2 separate regions of the Mus musculus genome follow, and region 1 is linked to region 2. Evidence: chromatin loops called from intact Hi-C (ENCODE). Cell type or tissue: left cerebral cortex. All regions are shown on one strand. Each heading gives the region's core, and the rest is flanking DNA. Links, peaks and the distances in the headings are about the cores only.

Region 1 (11,107 bases), core at 1,955-9,954, 66 kb before region 2:
CAAAGTGACTATTCAATTCAGAGTTTGCCACAATATTCTACCCTCTGTTCTTCCCCAAGATCCACCAGCTAAATCTTTCCTCAGATCCTCAGTCTTCCTATGTCCCAGTCACTTCTTTAATTAACAAGCACTGCAGGACCAAAGCTAAGAAATACAATTTGCTTCCAGTATGTTTTTCAGACTAAGTCTCTTCTTGTCTCACCCTAATGCTGCAGCTCCTTTTAAGATTCATGCCATCAAATAACCCTTTGGCTAATGCATGTGTGCTGCTCTCTTCCAACACTCACCTGAGTGTAGCTCTTTCCTTACTGGATATGCTAGCATCTTCATCCTTGCCTCTCTCTGTCACTATTCTTCCTGGAATATACTTCTTTTCTTTCTACAAATGTATAGAAGCTCTGTTTGTTACTGGCAGTTGTAGGTTCTGGTTTATAGCAATAGACAACAAGGAAAAGAAATGTACCAAGATGGTGACAGTTGACCAAAGTGACAGCAGTCAAAGCAGGTTATCCATGTGTGTTCAGAAAGAGGATTCCAGACACAATCATTACATAGTTGACTAGTAGCAACTATCCAGGAAGGCAAGAAGGCTTGTATGGCCAGAACAGAGTAAGAAGAGAGAGGTGATAAAGGCAGAGAAGAGGGAAGAGTGCAGGTGCTAGAATGTGTAAATTAGTTCACACGAGGGTGAAGTCATGGTTGGGCTTGGGGCAGAGGATCTGTGTAATAGACATGCTACTATGATAATATGGGAGACAGATATTTCAGTCTTGGGTTCCATATGTATCTTAAAGTTATACCCACCAGAATTAACTGGTGAATTAAATTTGAGTGATATGATTCATTTCTGTTTCCAAGTTAGGGAGGTAAGTCAATATTAACTAAGAGAAAACACCAAGAGGCAAAAATTTAGGGGATAAAGTCCCAAAGTCAGTTCTAGATTCTTTTTCTTGCTGACTTTAACATATGCTCATTATACTCTGATTTCTTGGGTCTATAGCATTCTTAGGTAGCTTAGAATATCTAATCTTATGGTCCACAAGGCCTGTAATCACCAACAATTGTCCTACCTCCAATTCAAAGATGTCATTCCTTCACCTTTTTATCCATAGGTCACTCTTCAGTGCACAGAATCCCTTCTTTGACTCCACTAGGAGATCCATCTATTGGCCCCATATCAGAATTGTGTTCCTCTTAAGTCTTTGTTCTTTCACTTTCCCACATAGTTGGTCACTTAGTGTCACTGTGACAAAATGCCTGAAAGAAATAAAAACCAAAAAAGCTATGTTGTGGCTCACAATTCTAGAAGTTTCAGTTTCTGGCCAATTAGGTCCAGCCTTACGGGTCTATAGCAAATCAGAGCATCATCGTAGGGAGGATGTGGCAAGAGACAGCTCATCCTATACATATATGAGAGAAATGGGGAAGGAGGGAGCAATCATCACTTCCCAGTTGCCTGTTAGATAGTGAATCCACAAACAGATTCATCGTTATGGTCAGAACTCACATGGAACAACCACTTCCTAGCCCATATTTGAACATTGCTACATTGAGCAACCAACATGCGACCACACTAGACTTTCCAACATTCCATATCCAAACCATGTTACTTTCTGAAGCCATACTCACAGTTATAGGATACCCTTGATCACTCCCTCAGCTTAGTCTCTCTTCCTCATTCCCTATTCTATAGCTGCATAGCACAGAATAACTAAGTCATAGTAAATGCTTTGCTGCTATCCATAAGTAACAAGAAATTAAGAAAATAAGGTACTGGTCTCATTTTAAACTTATGATCACAAACTTTCACCTGCCCCTCAACCCTGCCTACCAACCGTGGCTTACCTATTCAGTTGGCATACTTCCTCATTGTGGGGGATACCAGTTTTATGTCTTCCTAGATCTTTTCACAAATGCTAAACTGGCCTAAGTGGCCAAAAGCTGAAGATTTTTCTTCAGCTCTCAACTCAGTGAATGATCTTTTTCTTTTGTACTAGTATCTTTTCATGTCTCAAATCTTTCTAAAAGCTAATCTACTACACTGTATTCACCTGTCTAAATTTTCATCTTTCTCTTCTTTAATAAATAATTGGTTTTTTGGAGACAGGATCTCTCTGTGTAGTCCTGACTATCTTGGAACTTGCTATGCAGACCTGGCTGGTCATGAACTCATAGTGATCTGTTTGCCTCGCCCTCCTAATTGCTGAGATTAAGGTAGTGCACCATCAAGTCTTCCAGCTTGCCTCTTCTTAAGTGGATGAGCATTCTTGTTCCCATCTACTTTAGCCTAATTTTCTTCTCTGCTGTAATAGAATACATAAAATCTCATCATAGATGCTTTGCATAAACCCAAGAGCAGCATATCCTGTGTGGTAGGAGGGCATATCAGCACAGGAGACAAATAGGATGTGGGTGAACTTAACACTTCCATCAGAGACTGTCTCGCTGTGGTTCACACACTCCTGTGATAGTGGGATAGTCCATTCATGAGAGAAGAGCCTTGTGACCTGACTATCTTTTGAAGGTCTGACCTCAATACTCTCACAGTGGAAATTCAACTTTACAGTGAGTCTTGCAGAGGGCTCTGGAACCAGAGTACTGTGGTCATTTCTTTGACCTGAATTCTGTCTGTTCTCACCTGCTGAAGAATATTTCTTCCCCAATATTATTTTCTCCCACTATTTAAATCTTTATACTTCCCCAACTCTTAGACTTAACCCAACAGCATTCAAATGTGTCATAAAATGTCCCCACCCCTCCCACGTCACCAGTTATCTACTTCCTAAATTCCTATTTCCCTTAAAAAACATCTTTCCTCAAAAGCACAATTCTAGATTCAAATTTTTCTTTTGGCTTTACCCAGTTTAGAAAAACAAAATAAAACCAAAACAACACCAACAAAAAAACTTTCTTCATCTTGCAACTGAAAATACCACTTCAAGGTTATTAATAAACTCTATGTTGTCAAATTTAGTAGCCAATTATCTTTCCCACCTTATTAATGATACCAAATCCCCATGACATTTGTAGGTGTTTTTGCTTCTATTGAAAGTTTTTGTTGTTGTTTTAAACAGGTCTTACTGTACAGTTTTAGCTGACCTGGACTCATTATGCTGCCCAGGTTTCCTCTGCTCCCCAAACATGATAATTAAAGGCATGCGCCACCACACCCAACTAATCACTCATTTCTTGAAGATCCTTGGGCACCACCTTTTCTGAACTCCTCCAGTACCACAGGGCTGCTTTCTCAGCATCTGCTCAGAAACAGCCAGGGAAGGATTGCCTGCTACCCCCTCCCTGCTCTCCTGCGAAACTGTACTCTGCCCCCCATGATAATGAATAGCATCCATGTGCAGATTCACAGAGCACCAGGAGACCTGGTGATATCTAATAGGCATCTCATTCTGCACATGGTACTACAAAACTCCTGAGAGTGAGCCACTACTATTCCCACCCCTCAGTGCACTCAAACCTACATAAGCACTCTATTAGTTTGCTGGTGAAGGTAAAACAAAATATATTTATTTTCTCATGATTTTTGAGCCTAGACACCTAAGATCAAGATGTTGGTCAGTTAGTTCCTTTTGGGGCATCTCTGAAGGCCTTCGGATGTGTGGCATCTTTCTTTCTGTGTCTTTACATGATCATACTTGTGCACAGGTAGTAGCACTTGTATACATATTCAAATGGTATCTTTCTTGGCCATTTGAAAATAACTTCACTTTAATTTGAACACCTATCAGTGGAAGATAGTTTCTCCCTAAATTCTGAGTTACTGCTGTTGGAATTTTAGTATGTGACTTTGGTGAAAGAACACATCATTATAATTGGTCCCCAACACAAAACTTTATATCTCACTCCTATTCCTGTCTTATGCATGATTTAAATATTCATGATATAGTTTGAAATCAGACCACCTAAAATATCTGTAAATGGAATATGATCATAATAAGCTAGGCTCTTACACAATGTGTACATTTGATACCATAGTCCTCCTCTAAAACCTATATCTACACTTAAACACATAGACAATGAATTTCTTCAATAGCTTCCCTCTACTCTCAGAAGGCATTTTGTATCTTGCATCCTGTGCTTCCTGACTATTGCTGTAATGTTATCAACCACCTCACCCTTGTTGTACTGGCTAGTTTTGTGTCAACTGGACACAGCTGGAGTTATCACAGAGAAAGGAGCTTCAGTTGAGAAAATGCCTCCATGAGATCCAGCTGTAAGGCATTTTCTCAATTAGTGATCAAGGGGGAAAGGCCCCTTGTGGGTGGGACCATCTCTGGAGCTGGTAGTCTTGGTTCTATAAGAGAGCAGGCTGAGCAAGCCAGGGGAAGCAAACAAGCCAGCAAGGAACATCCCTCCATGGCCTCTGCATCAGCTCCTGCTTCCTGACCTGCTTGAGTTCCAGTCCTGACTTCCTTTAGTGATGAACAGTAATGTGGAAATGTAAGCTGAATGAACCCTTTCCTCCCCAACTTGCTTCTTGGTCATGATGTTTGTGCAGAAATAGAAACCCTGACTGAGACACTTGTGTAGCCACAGGTAGAGCAGTTGTCACCATTAACCCTTCTGCATAATAGAGTGTACATTTAAACTGAGCCACAATTAACTTTCCCTTCCTTACGTTGCTTTTGTTAAATATGTTGTCACAGCAATGAGAAAGTAGCTAGCAGTGACATCATAGATAGTAGTTGTGGAATGGCATTGTGGGTTTTGGTGATGCTGGTGATGGTCACTAATCCATGGCTTGTGTATGCATCACAGGAATCTTCAGTGTCATCACATAGCAGTCACACTGTTCCTTTCTCCTCTTTTGATGATGTAAGTCCTACCGAATTAAGAAAGCATCATAGCCCAATTTGACCTCATTATAATTACATTTATAGTACCAACATGTTTAATTAAAGTTAAATTCTGAGGTACTGACAGTTAAGACATTCTTTTGGGAGTGTCATAATCCAAACCATTGTCTATGGTATTGGGGAAATTGCAAAAGACAGGAATATCTTGGTATATCTAAAGTATCCAGAAGGACAGATGCATCCAGAATGGTCCAGCATGCAAGCTGGGAGGTAAATTTAATAAGGAGTCTTTGACAGTGAAGCACAACAAAGGGTTTTACAACCTTCACCAATCAAAGGCCAGCAACAGCTGGCTTCCTCCCAGTGCCAAGTCAGCTTTCTTCAACTTTTTATGGTTGGCTTTTCAGTGGCTGTTGATGCTTTCAGAATATTAAGCAGTGTTTAGTCACTTTCTCAGGGAGGGCTTCTCATTGTGGTTTTTAAAAATGTGCTGAATGTGTTTTTAAGGAGGAAAGGCGCCAGAAGCTCTTTGGTGGAGCAAGCTGAGCCTTGTAATCACAAACAGATTGCAGGGATTCCTGGTTCTGACTCCAACAGCCAGCAAAGGTCTCAAAAACCAGTTGACAATTAGTTTGGGCAAATCACCATCTGATGAAACTTTGAGCAGAATCTTTCAGTTCTGCCAAGTCCTTGACTATCCATAGGCCTAGATTTATTGGTATTATAGGGGGACCCAATCTTCCCAAACTTGAGGTCTAGAAACCATGAAAGTCTTACAATGGTCTCAGGTGGCCAGTAGAAAGTCTCATAAAGAGAACAATGATCTGAACCAAGTCAGAACTTGGGGCCATATTTTTCCCTGTGTCCCAGGGCATACCTGAGGAGTTCTCACGTCTGTTATGAGTCTAAGTTTTATAGCAGAATCTGACCTGGACTAAAATAAAAAGACATGTATATTGGAAAATAGGAGGACAGACTAAGATGAGGCCCACAGAAAGGAGGAATGCAAGCCTAAAGTGCTCAAGCAAGGGCACTTTTATGATTGCAATCTCACAGTAACCATAACAAGATCTATGAGTCAGTAGTCAAAATTCCAATCCTTATGCTGGGAGTCGTCATCCTCCATCTAAGATAAAGCAAGTTCAAGAAGTCTGTTCCCAAAAGTGTAGATATAAGGTAGTATGCTAAACAACCTGAAGCAGCAGAACCCATGGGGCTGGACCCCATGGAGCCACAGACTTGAGATTCATTCAATATTGTTCAAAGGCAGGTAGTCCAGCTCATTTACCGAGGATAGGACCTAGAGGACTCTACATACTCAGAAACGCTCTGGATCTGACTTCTGTGTCAACCCATGGACCACGGAAGTCAGATGGAGAAGCAGCCTAATGGGAAAAATTGTCTCTACATGAATTCCTGAAAAAAAACAAAAACAAAAAACAAAAAACCTAGGATCCCTTGCCATGTGAGACTTGGAGGGGTTTGTATGGCCAGGAACAGTCAACAAAGAGCAGAATTTCTGAAACAGGTAAATAATCCCATTATTTTCACAAGTGCTGCTCATAATATGAACTGAGAGAATAGAATATGAGTCTGATAGCCACAGGGAAATCTATGCGCTCTCTAAAAACTTAAGTACCACACAAAGAATGTTCCAGAGGCAAAGGAGGCTTATTAAGAATGTTGTGTTTACACAGAGAAATGAAGAAAAATGTTCCAAGACATGAAAGGTATAAATTATTTTCAAGTAAATCATAAATGTTACTATTTTAAATGATGAAGATCATATTTCTATATAACTACTTCCCCAAAATTCACACACAAAATTGAAAGACTTATGACAAACATAAAAATAGACGCAACAACTGTACCAAGATTATTAATTTGTTACTTTATAATGAATTCATTGAGATTAATAAAAGGAACAATAGCACAGGTTGTGTATATAATTGCCCAAAAATATTTATTGTGTACCTATTAAGTATTTGTTCAGAAAAAGAAAAATGATATAACTTGCAAAGGACTACATAGAAAGATGTCTAACTTTGCTTATTGCTTTAATAAGTGCAAATTAAAACAGCAGGATATTTTTATTTTGCCTATCAGATTGGCAATGATTAAAAGGAATTACAAAATATGGCTTTGGCAAGATTTGTGGGAAACAGATATTCACACACTAGTGATTGGGCTATAAATTGGCGTAACTTCTTTGAAGGTCAATTTGGCAAAAGGTCAATATCCATGAAAATACTTTTAACTCAGAATTTCCACTCCAGAGATTGTTCTTCAGTTGATTTACCCACACATGCATTCAACAATGCAAAGTCGAGGGTACTAATTGTGGATTGGGGAAGGAAAAATAAAATGTTGCAAATAAGAGGGCCAGAGAGATGGCTTAGCAGTTAAGAGGGCATTCTGCTCTTGTAGAGAGCATGTTTGACACCCAGCACATGCATGGTGGCTTACAACCATCTATAACTTCAGTTCCATGGGACCTGAAACTTCTTCTGGCCTCCCAGGCACCAGGAATGCATATGGGGCACATGCATGCATGCAACAAATACTCGTATACATAAAATAAAAATAAATAAAAGGTTTTTTTTTTATAAAATCTTCCAAATTGCAAATAATCTATGTTTAATGATACAAACGTTATAGTATATCTGAATAGTTAAATATAATGGAACATTATAAAGAATATCCTGCAATAATATAATGGAGTCATGTGTACTGAAGTATCCACAAAGTATCTACAAAAGTATCCACAAAGTATATTAAGAGAAACAAAACCAAAAAAAGGCACATAACATTGTTTTTAGAATGTATTCACTATGTTAGATACATTTGCTTGTATCAATAATATTTGTAACAGTATGGAGTTCATTTCATCCATTTTCTTGTATTAATTATAAATTCATGGATTTTTTTTATTTTTAGTCATTTGTCATGTGGGATGTGCTTATGTATATGCATGTGTATTCCTGTGTGCATTCCTATGAATGCCAGTACATACACAGAGATCAGACAACAGCTTTTACCTTCAGCTTATTTTGAGTCAGGCTCTCTTTGTTGTTTTACTGCACCTATGCCTGGCCATCTATCCCAGGAGGTTCTAGGAATTCCCCTGTCTCCAGCTACCAACTTACCATAAGCTAAGTGGTATTACAAACAACATATTCTATCAGACACAGCTTTATGTGAATTCTGCCCATTAGAGCAGAGGACGTCACAATTACATAACAAGGGCTGTACCCTCTACGCCATCTCACCAGTCTACCATCCATAGATATTTAAAACTCATTTGTTTGTGAAGCATTACATTCATGTGAATTATTTTGCTTTCTTTAGAGATACAAATTTTTTGATGATCATTAACTTTTGAGTGTTAACCTGATTGGTCCATAGATATCCAAATTTAATACAATTTGAGCATATCTCTAGCATTCAGTTGATGGGCTGTCCCAAAGTAGCTCGCTCTTCCCCTGTGGATGAGAGTCATCCATTCTGTTGAGGGCCTAAAGAGTACAAAACATAAGATAAGGAGGACTTGACCATTATCAGTCATGCTTGTCTTCTCTGATACTGAGATTTACACCATCAGTACCCTGCTTCTTGGGTCTGCTGGTGAGATTAAATCTTGGCTCTATAGAGTCTTAGATTTCTAGTTTGCAGATGACAGAGCTTGAGACTTTCAACCTGCATGTCTCGTGAGCTGATTGTTGCTATTATTTTAAATATTTTATACTTTTATTAATGAATATATATGGTGTGTGTGTGTCTGTGTGTGCTCATGCATATGTATGTGGGTACTCACCATTGCCAGAAGGTATCAGATACCTTGGAGATGAAATTGCAGGAAATTTTGAGAAATCTGGTATGGGTGCTGAGAACTTATTTCCATTCCTCTGCAAAAGTAACCAGCATTTACTAACTCCTGAGGCATCTCTCCGTACCATAAGCCTATTATTAATAATAAATATATGTAGCTTATTAGTTATTTTCTGGGTAACATTAATGAATCCATTTCTTATTCCTTTTTCCATATCCCAATAGGCTCTCAAACACAGTGTATATCTATAGCCTGGCATGGGGGTGTAGTCCTATAATCTCAGAAATCAGAAGGTGAAGACCAGAGGATGAGGAATTAAAGGTTATCCTCAAGTATAGAGAATTCAAGGCCAGCCTGGGCTTTGTGGGACCCTGTCTGAAGGAGGAAGAGGAGGAAGAGAAGGGGGAGGGGGAGGGAAAGAACAAGAACAACAAAGTAATAACAAAAACAGGAAGATAAATAAGAAGAAGCAGCAAACACACATACTGCATATTCAAGGGAGAAACTTCTTTGCCCTTCCCAAATTAGGAAGTTCATGATATTTCTATTTGAGCATTTAAATAAATGAACTCCATGCTTAGGATTAGTGAACCCAAGACCTGGCAGTCCTAATAAAGAGAAAGATGGCTCTTTGTATCAGGGCCAGAAAGGAAACTATTCCTTTGAGGAAAGAGAGTTCTAATCTTTGCTTCCTATAAGCATGATTGGATGGACAAAATCCCTAAGGTCTGACTTGTTCGATGGCTAACCTTCATGGCCTACTTGACTGGATTTAGAATTGACTAGAAGACTGACAGGATACATTTCTGGGTACATGTCTGTGAGGGTATTTCCAGATATTATTAAGAGAATGGAAATGACCTATCCTGAATGTGATTGTCACCAGCCCAGCAGGCTATGGGCAGGCCCTGATGGAATAAAAAGGGATAGAAGAGAAAGCCAGCAGAGCAATGACACCCCCTTTCTTCCTCCTTTCTGGGTCGTCATGGGCTAAACCAATCTCCTCTGCCACCTCCTCCTTCATATAGTGAAGTAAGTCCTCCGAAATCATGAACTATATAAGTCTCTCCTCATTTGACCTTACTGTCAGGCATCTTGGAAGTGGGCTGCTCAGGTGATGGCAGGCCAGTTTGGTCCTTGAGAAATAGTAACTAGAACCTAGAAATATTTAAAGCATATGGAAATGTCCCAAAACAATCTCATTGAATGTATTCTTGCTCTTCTTCAGGGGTATGGTCAAGGACAGCTCAACTACACAGATTTAATTTCTCAGTTTATAACATTTGTGTGAGGCACTAGTATAAGTTTCTAAAATCTGTGTTGTTTCCCAGAGATGAACTATCTTGCTGGGAAGAGGACAGACAGAGAGTTTGTGCACCCATTTGTCCTTGACGTCAAACCATGAGCCTGTTTTACTCCAGTTGATTGAATCCTCTCAATGCCTCTATGTTACAGATGGAGGAAGTAAAGTAATGCTCATGAATGATTAAGCCAATTCCCATTGGTAAGGCCTTGGGATGGAGTTTGAACCCAAAAGCTTTCTGGAGCCTAAACCTAGAAACGTGCAGGAGCCCTAAAGGAGAAGTCCATCTCATAGCTCAGTGTTACACAAGCAATAGGAAGCAAAGTCACAATGTGACTATGCCAATGGAGACCCTTTCTCACATGCTGGGTGGAAAGGACAACGATCAGGTGAGAGGAGCTCACTGAGGGAATACATAGTTACTGAACTGCAAGATTTTTGTGACTGCCCTCACTCTCTCTTCCTGTCTTCAGCTCCCATTTTATGTTAGAGCCTAGTTGGGGAATCCATCGAGGGTTTATGCAGGCATAACCACGGGGACTCCCACAAATTGGCCACAGGGTGGCGTGCTAAGTGTGGAGTGGTATCTAAGCCTCACCACACCTAACCTGTCATGCTGTTGTCCTGAACTAGCTCCATGACCTCAGGCAAGTTACCTAACATCACTAAGCTCCTGTTTCACCATTTGTAAAAATGAAGATAATTATGCATAGTTAATAGATCGTGGTGAAGATTAAAATATATATGTGGCAACATGTGGAGAACATCAGCAACCCACCTGATAACTCCATTCACATTCAGCAGCTGGTATAAAGACTCCCAGAGGCTTCTAAGGAAATGGGCTCCTGTCTCCCAGAGTTACTTGTTTGTATAGTTTTTATTTTTGTTGTTGTTGTTGTTGTTTTTAAGATTGATTCTCAATTTATAGACAAACTGGTCTTGAATGAGCAACAATCTCCTGCCTTTGCTTCCCAAGTACAAGACTATATACCACCACACTCAGTTTAACTGATTGCAGTAGGTTCCTCTAATCTGACTCCAATGGAGGAATACATGACATATGAATACACTGGAACCAGAAAACAAGCCCATTGGGATTTTATCTAAGGACAGTCATATTTCAAACTAGGCAGAATAAAGCATAAAGTGGTCATGGCAGATTGT
Region 2 (11,107 bases), core at 2,025-10,024:
GACTCCATTACTAGGTAGAGTCAACAAAAAGGGAGTTCCCTTTGGTGGATAGAATCAAAAAGTAAATGAACATTTACTTTTAAATTAAAGGTAGTATATTTAATTTAATAAATCTAAATTAAATTTAAAAATAAACTTAAAGTAAAAATTCACTATATCCAAATCCAGATCTGGCTGGTCATTCAGGCTGTTTTGGTTTTCTTCTCAAATATCTCTTCACTTGATTTGGGAAACACCTGGTAGGTAAAATTACCATATCATTACCTGAGCCAGGCAGTGGTGGCACATGCCTTTAATCCCAGCACTTGGGAGGCAGAAGCAAGCAGATTTCTGAGTTCAAGGCCAGCCTGGTCTACAGAGTGAGTTCCAGGACAGCCAGCAGAGAAACCCTGTCTCGAGAAAAAAACAAAAAACAAACAAACAAACAAACAAACAAACAAACCTAAAAACATATAATAACCTAACAACGTTGTACCCGATCAACAGATAAAAGAATTAAGCCTCAAAGAGGTGAAATAACAAGGAAGTTGAGTGAGGAGTCCTAATGTAGGTCAGCAGTTAGTAGGAGTCAGTTCTTGCCTAACATGGTACAAGTTCCAGATAACAAACCCAAGTTGTCAAGCTTGATAGCAATGTTGCTGAGCTGAAGTATGGGCTCTTAAGTTTGGAAAAATCTGGCATAGATTGGTGACAAAGAAACTGGCTTACTGATGGATAATTGCAAATGATAACTAAAATGTCACTGAAGATACTGACCGTGAAATACTCTGAAAGGGGCAGCTGTCACCAGATGAGTGTGTCCAAAAGCATGCACGTATGCAAACATCCAAACACATGCCGGAAGATGATCTCTTCCTCCTTCTGTCACAGGTTTCTCTTACTCATTTTTTCCCAGTGGCATTCAGACAAAGGCACTGTTGATGTAGGAGAATATGGCTAACATTTCATTCCTTCCATTTCTCACTGTGAGACCTCTGGAAACATTTAACATCCCAGGGCATGGTTTCCTCCTGTCTGAAGCTGAGGTCCTCATTCCCACCCTGCATTTGTTGTAGACATCAACTGAGGTCCTGCATGTACCATTGATTACCAGTGTCTGTCACAGTAAGTGCTGATGGCCCTTCGTTTCTTACAAGGCTCACAGGACAATAATTAGAGAAACGTTTAGCAGTGGCAAACGTGGATTAGATGTTACTTGCTAGGCAGCACACTCAGCACTTTACAAGCAACATTGCATGCAATTTTACCCAAGTTACAACAATCTAATGAGTCAAGTTCCCCTGTCACAATCACTTACCAGGTGAAGAAACTGAAACTCAGAGAGATTAAATAAGGAATAATGTAGAGACACGTAGGAAGAGCCAGAAAGTCTGAATTCTTAGGAACAGTCTGGCTTAGGGCCACAGTGAAGAAAAAAATAACTAAAAACACAAACAACAACAAAACAACGACAACAACAACAAAAACCACTAAAATTTACAATACCTCCCCTGGTTCTCTGCTCACAATAAATACTCTGATTTCTAGCCACCAAGCAGGTTATTTTCTCCAGACTTTTCTATCACCTGGATTCCAAAGCCCCATAGAGAAACAAATGTGTTTACCTCACTCTTCTTCATAGTTGCCGAGCCATGCCCACCAAAAGGCTGGCTTGTCCAGGAAGCAAATCAATCCTAAAGGCGGGCACTCCTAAACTGCCTCTCAGGACTTCCCAAGCAAAGCAGTCCTCTTAACATCTTTGGAGAAACTTTGGACACTTTCAGAGCCAGTGCTGTAGAAGTTAAAGAGGAAGGCGCTTGGGAGAACACCCATGGAGTCCTGCCCAAACTCAACTCAAGTAAAAACGAACAAGTTAAAAACATAAAAAACAACAACAAAAACTAAAACCAAAAACCACACCTACACGATGCCACAACAAACACTCTACCAGCCAGGAGAGATGAAATGATGTCAATTTCTTTTGGTTTCTTTTGGGTAGTTCCTGAATCTCAGAAGCTTAAGGCCAAGGTTATCAGCATGACTCTTGTCTTATATCTCTTCTGGCTACCCCCTTTCATTAAAAGAAGAGTGGAAGTTGGTTTTCTCTTGTCTTTGTATGAGAGTTCCAGTTCTATTGACGAGGGCTCTGTCTCCAAAATCAAATCACCTCCCAAAGAGCTCACTTCCAAATCACCGCACTGGGAGTTAGGATTTCAACATACACAGTTTGTGGAAATATAAACATTCAGGTCACGGCACTATTAAACCTGAGGCTAAAGGTGTATAGCTGACTTGAGATCAGAATGGCAGAGCAGGTGAGGCTCAATGATTTTAAACAATGCTCTTTGATGTGGGTTCATAATAGAATAATATAGACAGGGTTTGTAGTTTGTAATAAACAAATAAATAAAAATCCCAACTCAGAACAGCTGAATGAGGAGGTTTGTAGATGATCCACACTTCAGCAGTTGTAGTCTCTTCAGATGATTCTAGAACCTTCTTCATTTAAGATCCACTAATGTGTCCTGCTGAATATTCTTCATAGGTGAAGAAACTAATGTCGGAAAGAGGATGTTATCCTCATCTAGACGTCATGATTGCCACTACTTTAAAAAAAAAAACACCATCCCCCTAGCCTCAGAGATCAGTAAATGATGGTCAAAAATAAGACAAGAGTAAACATGGAAACCAGGAGAGCCAGGAGAAAATGCATCTCACCAACTCGATTGCAGTGAGGTTGGTTGAATTACATTTTCTTTATCTGTCCGTTTTTTAAAATTACCATTTGAACTTGCCCTCATAATTTGCTTCCAAATAAGAACTATGCCTTATTCATCATGGAATCCCTGCTCCTGATATGATGACTGGTTTGGACTATGGGTTGAACCCTATAGAAGATGCATATGAAAGGAATAATGCCACTGTGGATGGCTGTCACCAGGAGATAAAAAGAAACAAGAACAGAATCTTATATTAAATCTTCAAAGGAAGCCTAACTTTGCCAATACCTTGATTTCAGATACCTAATTTTCAGAAAGTATATCTCTGTTTTCTTTGTCACCTAGGTTTTGGAGTGTGTGTGTGTGTGTGTGTGTGTGTGTGTGTGTGTGTGTGTATGTGTTAGAAATCAGCCCTAGAAAATATCTATTCGTAGAATCTTGATAACATTTTTTTAATTTGATCTCAAACAAATCATACTGGCAAATTGCTGAAATTTACAGGTAGCCTCTTCATTTGCTGAGTGATAACGATGAATCTGTTGAACAAATTCTGTAAATTCCTTAAGTTTGTTTTTCTACTTACAAAACAAGGGGGAAAGAGGCATCTATGAGAAAGATTTCCATGAGCTAATACATCTAGTAGGCTTACCATAGTACTTGTCCCATAGTAACCCTCAGCTAGTGGTTACAGATGTGCTCTCTCCAGAATTATACAGTCTCTACCTGGTGATCCTTCTCTGTGTTTGGTGGGATAGAGAATAGGTAACATCTAGAACAGTTCTTTCCGGTAAACAGAAACTGTGATTTCACCTTTTAAAGGGACATGCTTTTAGCCTACTCTAAAGTAGAGTTTCTATATAATCCATGCTTTGTGTACCTCATCTGTATCCCCATGTAACCCACAGTGCCACCTGCATGTATTTAGTACACACTTCAATAGGTGATACCTCTTGGCTTCAGTGTATTTTGGGGCTAAGGAATATGCTCACTGCTCCTGGGACAAACTGCACAGGTTAGAGGCTAACTAGGGAGAGCCAGCAGGGGCACAGAAGCAACCCTCTTAGACCCTGCAGGTAGAGACCTGCCGTAAGCTTTAGCAATCTATAGAACAAATCTGCAGAGGCAAATATTCAACATCTCCCTACTTGCCCCAAACAGAGACCTTCTAGGTCATGAGTCATCAAATGATGACCAAAATGCAGCCAGACACATGATTTTATAAAGTTTTGCTGAAGCAGTCACACTCACTAATTTGCATGTTTCTCATTACTATATTTATGCTATAAAGTCGGAGATGGGTAACTAATTACAAAAGCCACGGGGCCTACAGGTCCAAAATATTTACTAGATGGCCCTTTGTCAAAGACCCCCCCACACCCCATATCTCATATCACTATTGATTTCCCTTCTCTGACTCACTTCCCTATTTCATTACTCCACTCCTTACCCCAGCCCACCACTGACTAGGTAAGATACCAGCAACCATTCTGTCCTCTTAACTCTTAGAGGAACCTCAACTAAGATCTTGCTAGTATCTTCCTGAATTCAATAGCCAACACAATGCCCAGCAGAAACGGGCTTTCAAATATTTCTTTTACAAGTTCACACACAGAAACTTGAAAGTGGATGCTTAGTCACCAAAATACAAGACCTTGTTAAACACAGAGACATCTCTAAAAAGAATGCCAAGAACTGGTAAATGAATGGATAGAGCTTCGAAGCATTATTGGAGCCCTTCTCTGCCCAGTTACACCCCTGGCTTAGGAAATCCCAGTATCACAACATTATGAATTCAGTTTCCCTGCAGGCATGCTCTGTGATGGGACATAGACTCTAAGACTAGGTATGCAGTCCCAACACCTGAATCTGATGCTTAAGACAGATGCTTCAGTAAACTCCTAATCAAAGCCAAAGTGATGATCAGAGACAGGAGGAATTCGGTAGGCCTGGAACTTGTCCTGCATCTACTTCCCTGTGTCTGGAACTGGCATCTCCCTTTAGTCCCTCAGCAGTTCTGCAAAATAGGGAAAAACAGCTTGAATTTATTGCCTCAGGATACATGGGAAGATGGGTCCTGCAGACCAGGTATAATCTTTCTCTAAGTGTACACTTTCCATTTGGTTAAATATAAAAATGTCAGTGTGCACTGCATTCGGACTAGCTGTGTGTCTAAGAGACAATGTCTCATTAAAGTCATGCTACAGTTTTTACACGAGAAGGCAGCTCATTTCTAAGGCTATAACAAAGCCATGACACAGTCCCACAAGGCAGCTTGTGGTCCTTATGCTGAGTCATTGATTTAGGAGAAACGTTGGTGTTTGGTGCATCCTTGTCCCAGAAATATCCATCACTTTGTCTTCATAAAACCTCTGTAAGACAAGCCATTCTTCCTTTGCATGGGTGATTAATGCAGGGAACCTGACAAGCCTTTCTAATGTATGCAATTAGCAATAAACATGGTCAAGAGTCAAATTCAGAGATCTGAAGAGCACTCTTCCAGAGGCAGAGGAGGTTCGATTCCCAACACTCACATGACAGCTGGCAGCCCTCTGTAACTTTAGTCCCAGGGAATCTGACACCCTCTTCTGGCTTTTAAGAGAAAAATACTATCCCACATAAAGTCAAATTAAATAAATTTCAAAAAAAATTAAGATTAAAACTCAGAAAATTCACTGAACATGGTGACTGGCACAAGCTTTAATCTCAGCACTTGAGAGGCAGAGGCAGGCAGATCTCTGAGTTTGCGGTCACCCAGGTCTACAGAGTGAGTTCCAGGTCATCCAGGGCTACAAAGAGAAACCTTTTCTCAAAATCAATCAAACAAAAACAACAGCAGCAGCAAACAGCAAACTCTGTCAGTTTGCTGACAAAGGCAGGCCTTCCTAACTCAGACTGACCGCTTTCTAACCTAAATTTCAAACCAGGTCTCCAGACTCCAGACTGTGTTTAATCTTCTCTCAGAGAGGATGCTAGCCAGGAAGAGCAGCCTAGTACCTTCCATGATCCCAGTGAGGATGAAAATTTGCAACTCAGAGTATGGAGAAAGATGAGGAAGGGATCAGAGGATCCAGGAATAGCCTTCCAAAAACACTGGGCAAATGGCAAAGGGCAAAGGGCCTGCATCCTGTGTGATAGCCATATGAAGGAATGCCCCAGTATGGTCCCATCCTGGCACAGAAGCATGCATGATTAGAACTATGGCTTCTAGAAGATTAGAACCATGCCTTCTGCATTTCACTATTTTGCTTACCAAGCTCAGTAACTGTCTACAGAGTCAATGAATAAAGAGCTTTGCTACTCCAGGTCTTTTTTTTTTTTTAAGGGTATTAGGAAAGTGAAAGGAGGGTGAGAAAACAAAACCCATGGGAGCTTGAGTGTGTCCAAAGTGCATTCAGGAGATTAATGAAATAGAAAAAAAGTGTGAAAGAGCTAAGACATAAATCTTGACTGGCAGAGAAAATACAAAGAGCAGAGCGGTCTGCAATATTTGAAGGGGGAACATAAGAACGGGAAGAATCATTTCTTGCCAGTTTTTAACATGGTTGGTGCAGAGACACGAGATCTGGATAGGCAATCTGGGACGGGGACTTTGGAGTTCCTAGACTCCAGACTCGGCTTTCAGTGATCTGGAATTAACTCCCTGCCTCTTCCACACTAACTCCACAAGTGCAAAGAGCCCTGATCATCCTAGGCAGGCTATCTGGCCAGTGAAGCTCACTATCTTGTAAGGAAGAGAGAGTCAAAAATAGCCAGGCAGCACAGTGGTGCATTTCACAATGGGAGGTGCAGCAGGACTTCGGTGGTTGACATGGCTTAGGAAACAGGAAGTCTCCCCTGGACAGGGGATGGTCAACTGAAATAGGAGAATGAGGAAATACCTGCCATTTCAGACAAGGAGAGCAGGCTCCAGGAAGAGGGAAAACTATGAGAGAGCGGAAGGCAGTCAGAACATGAGCGGGTATCCAGAAAACTAGGAGGGGATTGGTATATAAGAGCATCTGACAATTCAGAGACACTCAGTCCAGAGCCAGCAAGAACTGTCACATATTGGTAGGCCATCTTCAGAGCAGCGGGGAGCTTCCAGCACTTCAGCAGGATCAGACTTGTCTAATACTATGTCTCAGAGAGTAGATTTAGTAGTAAAAAAAAAAAAAAAAAAAAAAGGAAGCCATCATAGCCTCTGAAAAGAATGCATAAAGCTGTCCTAGGGGACTGGCACATGAGCTGAGTGTGTCCCAGCTCTGCCACAGCCTCACCACGCTGCTGCTCAATGACTCATGGTTTATTCTTAGTGTGTCTGTGTAGAAATGACAAGACGTTCCTGCCAAGCAAAATGCTAACTGGACAATGTGTTGTCAGAGAAGCACTTGGGACCACATTCAGGAAATTTCTTAGACAATCACAAGCAACTCTGTCTTATTTTTCTTTTTCCAAAGTTCTCCAGAGAGGATGACTTTGGGCCTTTCTGATCAATCTGAATGAATGGCATAGTCAAGGACTCATGGTATCTGCAAATGAAGTTTTTCTTTTAATACCAAACCAAGCATTATAAAGGTTCTACCAGCCAACCAAATTTTCTGTTTTCCATCTCTCCTTGAACATAAACTACTCCATGTCTCTTATTGACCATAGCCTTCCCCTTCATTCTCTAGCACCACCAAGTACAGCCAATGCATTTCCTTGGCTACATGGTACTAGCATTCATCCATGAGGCACCCTGACCCAACTAAGCCTGACTATAGATGGAACTCTCTTGCATGACCCTCTCATGTCCCAGCCAACCTAGGACTTCATGGCCTAGAAAAGTTGTGCAATTTGGTGTTGGCCTTCAGTGGGCCAGGGATGGGCACCAGATGAACACTGCGTGCCTGCTCTCTGGACAGACACTCACCCAAGTTCTCTACCCAATGTTCTATAGCCTGTGGCTTGATCTGTTGACATCATTTGCCAAGTAAGTGCATGGCCACAAGTCTAACTGGTAAGTCAAGCCACCATGATCAAAGCTTACATAACCCTGGCGAGGATCCCTGCTCTGTGTCCTATTTCCTCATCTGTTGTGTGGTGTTAATAATGGTATCTGCTTTGTGAGTTGTTTGTAGGGGTCAAATGAAACAGTTTGAGAAGCAGTTAATGAATATTTACTACCGCTACTGTGGTAATGATGGTGATAGGGATAGGGGCTACAAAGTTGGAAGGATTCTTTTACTACTTTGCAATAAAACTTAATGAGTGGTAAAGTGAGCCCAGACTTTGCCATGTTTCTCTAATGTATCTACTTGTGACCTCTACTTTCTAAAGCTGGGGTAGTAAAGGCAAATCTCTACAAGACTGTGGTTTGTGGCAAGTCTTTTCTACCCTGTGGGGAGCCTGGGATAGTAGAGCAGAAAGAGTGAATCTGGTCTCCCCTCTTGATGTTAAGGTAAGGACACCCTGGGGAAGCAGTTCCCAGCATGAGGTCGTAGAGCTAAGGCTGGAAGAGTTAGGTCTACACTGCAGGAGTCTTGATAATTGGTTCTGTCTGTACTGTGTAATGAGGCTACAATAAAGGGACACACACACACACATGCAAAAAAAAAAAATCAGCCTTTTCTGAGGATTGGAGCTTTCAATTCATGATGCCACATCACTTTTAGAGAACTAGAGGGAGTGGTGACATTATCCTTACTTTACAAGTGTGAATATATCATTTCCTGATGCAAAGAATGAGTATTCCAGGCTAGAGAATGGAGGTTTCATTTATTTCATGTATTTTAAGATGTAGGGACACTGAAACCTGATCAAGCTTTGTTGTGTCGTAACCTATTGCAGGCACTGCATGGCAAGGTAATGTCAGAGTCTTATATTATAACAAAGCTATCCCTATAATAACACGAGTCCATGTCACTCAGAACATAACACTTGAGCCAGTCACTTCCAAGTGCCCTCTCTTCTTAAATAGCATTAAAAGATATTAGTGAGGTTTTAGTTCTCAATGTATGAAATTTTCAGAACAAGGGATACCCATGCAGGAATCTTCCAGTGGTGGGTGTGTGTGGGAAGGTTGTGGGGAGGGTGTCTATATCTGTTTGTCTGTGTGTGTGTGTGTGTGTGTGTGTGTGTGTGTGTGTGTGTGTGTGTGTGTGTGAGAGAGAGAGAGAGAGAGAGAGAGAGAGAGAGAGAGAGAGAAGGTGAGAGAGAATCTTTCGTTTATAGAGTGAGTCCTGTATTTCAACCATAGAGGTCTAAGATTAAAATCCAGCTCCCTTCCCCTGCCAAGAACTCCAGGGTTTTGTTTTTTGTTTTTTGTTTTTTTGTTGTTGTTGTTGTTTTTTTTTGTTTTTTGTTTTTTGTTTTTTGTTTTTCCCTTCACCCACATTCATCTCTGGTGTTCCTGGGTCTTTGGCTATGTTCCAGTACCCTGTGGTGTGACCAGATGACTCGCCTGGTCTTTCTGGGCCCTTCCCTGAGCTTTTGAAACTAGCTGAGAGGACTTCAATCCTGGCAGGCAACAGACTGCTAAGACCAGTTGGTGCAACACAGTAGATTAAGAGAAGAAAGCTTGATTTTTTTTTATCTTGCCCTCTGGCCAGGACATTGAGATCAGCAAAATAACTGCCAGGCAGGTCACCGCATCACTGCCATTCCAGCTAGCAACATCTAAGAGTCCAGTTCCCATTCTAAATCCAAAGGGTGGCAGCAAATCTGATAGGAAAGCAGGAGCCCAGCAGGTCACTTCGATTTCGGAGTTGGCACACACATGCGGCCAGCACTATCCTCTTTGCTTTTGGTTCCCTTTCTGTCCATCTTTTATCAAGCTGTGGTCTCTGAAATGAGCGGCTGCCCAGGGTCTCAAACACTGGCTTCTGCAAAAGACAGGAAAAGATGAGTCTCCTCGCTGTCAGTGGAGACCACAGTGCAGTTGGCATGATGAAATTCTTCAGAGCTACCCATCAACCCTGCTGCTGACAGCTACCTATGGGCCAGTCTTTGCATTTTTATTGCAAGGTACACCTCTTCTTCGGGCAGCAGGAGCACACCCCTTGGTCCTGGGTACCAGGATCTTTTTCTTTGGTGTCACGGCCATTACCACTGCAACTGAGGCACTTGGGTCTGGAAAATAGTGAAACCTCTATGATTTCATTCCATCAAATGCTTTGAGCATCTCTCCTGTGTCCTTTCTTTAGTACCCTGGGGCCTGGGGAGAAGAGATGTCTGTATGAGTATGTATCTGCAGAAGGAAAAGGAAGACAAGTGAGAGCTGGCAGAAAGATAGCCTCATTCATACTTGTCAACAGAGAAATACAAAGGGCAAGCCAAGTTATAACCTGCTACTAGGACCCAAGAGCCTAGTGATGGAGTGATGGAAGCAAATCTAGGCCAGTTTATAAATACTTTTATTGGTGCCAGGCATGATGCACACACTTCTAGTCCCCACATTTCAGGAGGCAAAGGCAAGAGTGGTCATATATTGTGGGCTATATACTGAAACCTTAAAACATCAAAAACAAAAGTTTGTTTGGAACACATCAAATACAATGATACCATTTGGGTTGTGCATTTTATCTAATAGAACTATGAAAGCATATGCCACCACAGCATACAGTGTTTACTCTCACTCTAGTGGCAGAGAAATGTTTTGAATGGCCCAGTTCCTACATTGGAGGTCCTTTTCGTTGCTTTACATATTTCCTCCCATTTATTCATCTCAGCATGAATAGTAACAACCCCATGAGTATTGATTCTGGTTTTCATTTAAAAATTTGTAGAAACAATGTCACTACTTTTCTGTCACATAGAAGTGTCTAGATGTGACCCAAAGACACTTCACTTGTTGTATTCCCAAAACGCTGGGAGTTGGGTCTAACCCTTGAGTGTAGGCTTCATTGAGTTGGAGGCTAAGGGAGAGACAGTAGTAGGAAGGCATGGCCCAGATGAAGGCAGAGGGCAGGAGTGAATGCATCCATGCTCTTGGCTGTCTAGAAATGTCAAACTTTGAGAGACAGAGGAACAAGTTTATTGATGGGAGCAAAAAACCAAAGCAATGACTATCCACTTGCAGATCACATAACAACAAAGACCTCTCTGCTAGTAAACCCTGAGGCTTTGCTGAGTCTAGGTGTTTCAGGGCTTGACAAGCAAGTCTCATGACCTGGGCCCAGTGTTTTCTGAGGGCTGATGGTCACAGTCTCCAGGAGCAGTGACTAAAACCAATAGTTCCTTCACACTGGAGTGAAGTCAAACCAGCCACAGAGCTGATGTTTGTTTTAACAACACATTCACATGTGACCATAGTTTCTGTTTAACCAGGTGCAGAGAAAGGACACAGCACTGGAAACCAGCCCACCTGACATCCTGTTTATCACTGGTTCCACGTGTGACCTTGGATAAGTCACTTAAATGTTTTAACTCCTATCTCTGGCTGTGTGGGG

What was found. Peaks named below come from ENCODE experiments on the same cell type or tissue, not always from the same donor. Only the 100,000 strongest peaks of a DNase experiment are listed, where the experiment ranks them.
Region 1: it touches region 2 in a loop (2.3-fold over the local background); 2 of 42 quality-filtered maps call a loop at or near these places.

The regions. Positions count from the first base shown.
Region 1 is chr5:42,975,858-42,986,964 of GRCm38, forward strand. No RefSeq gene overlaps it. Among named protein-coding and RNA genes, the nearest start is that of Gm43700, 57 kb to the right of the region's middle. In left cerebral cortex, for the core only: no CTCF peak of the experiment used is centred there; a DNase peak (open chromatin) is centred at 5,219.
Region 2 is chr5:43,041,922-43,053,028 of GRCm38, forward strand. No RefSeq gene overlaps it. Among named protein-coding and RNA genes, the nearest start is that of Gm43700, 8.9 kb to the left of the region's middle. In left cerebral cortex, for the core only: no CTCF peak of the experiment used is centred there; a DNase peak (open chromatin) is centred at 6,979.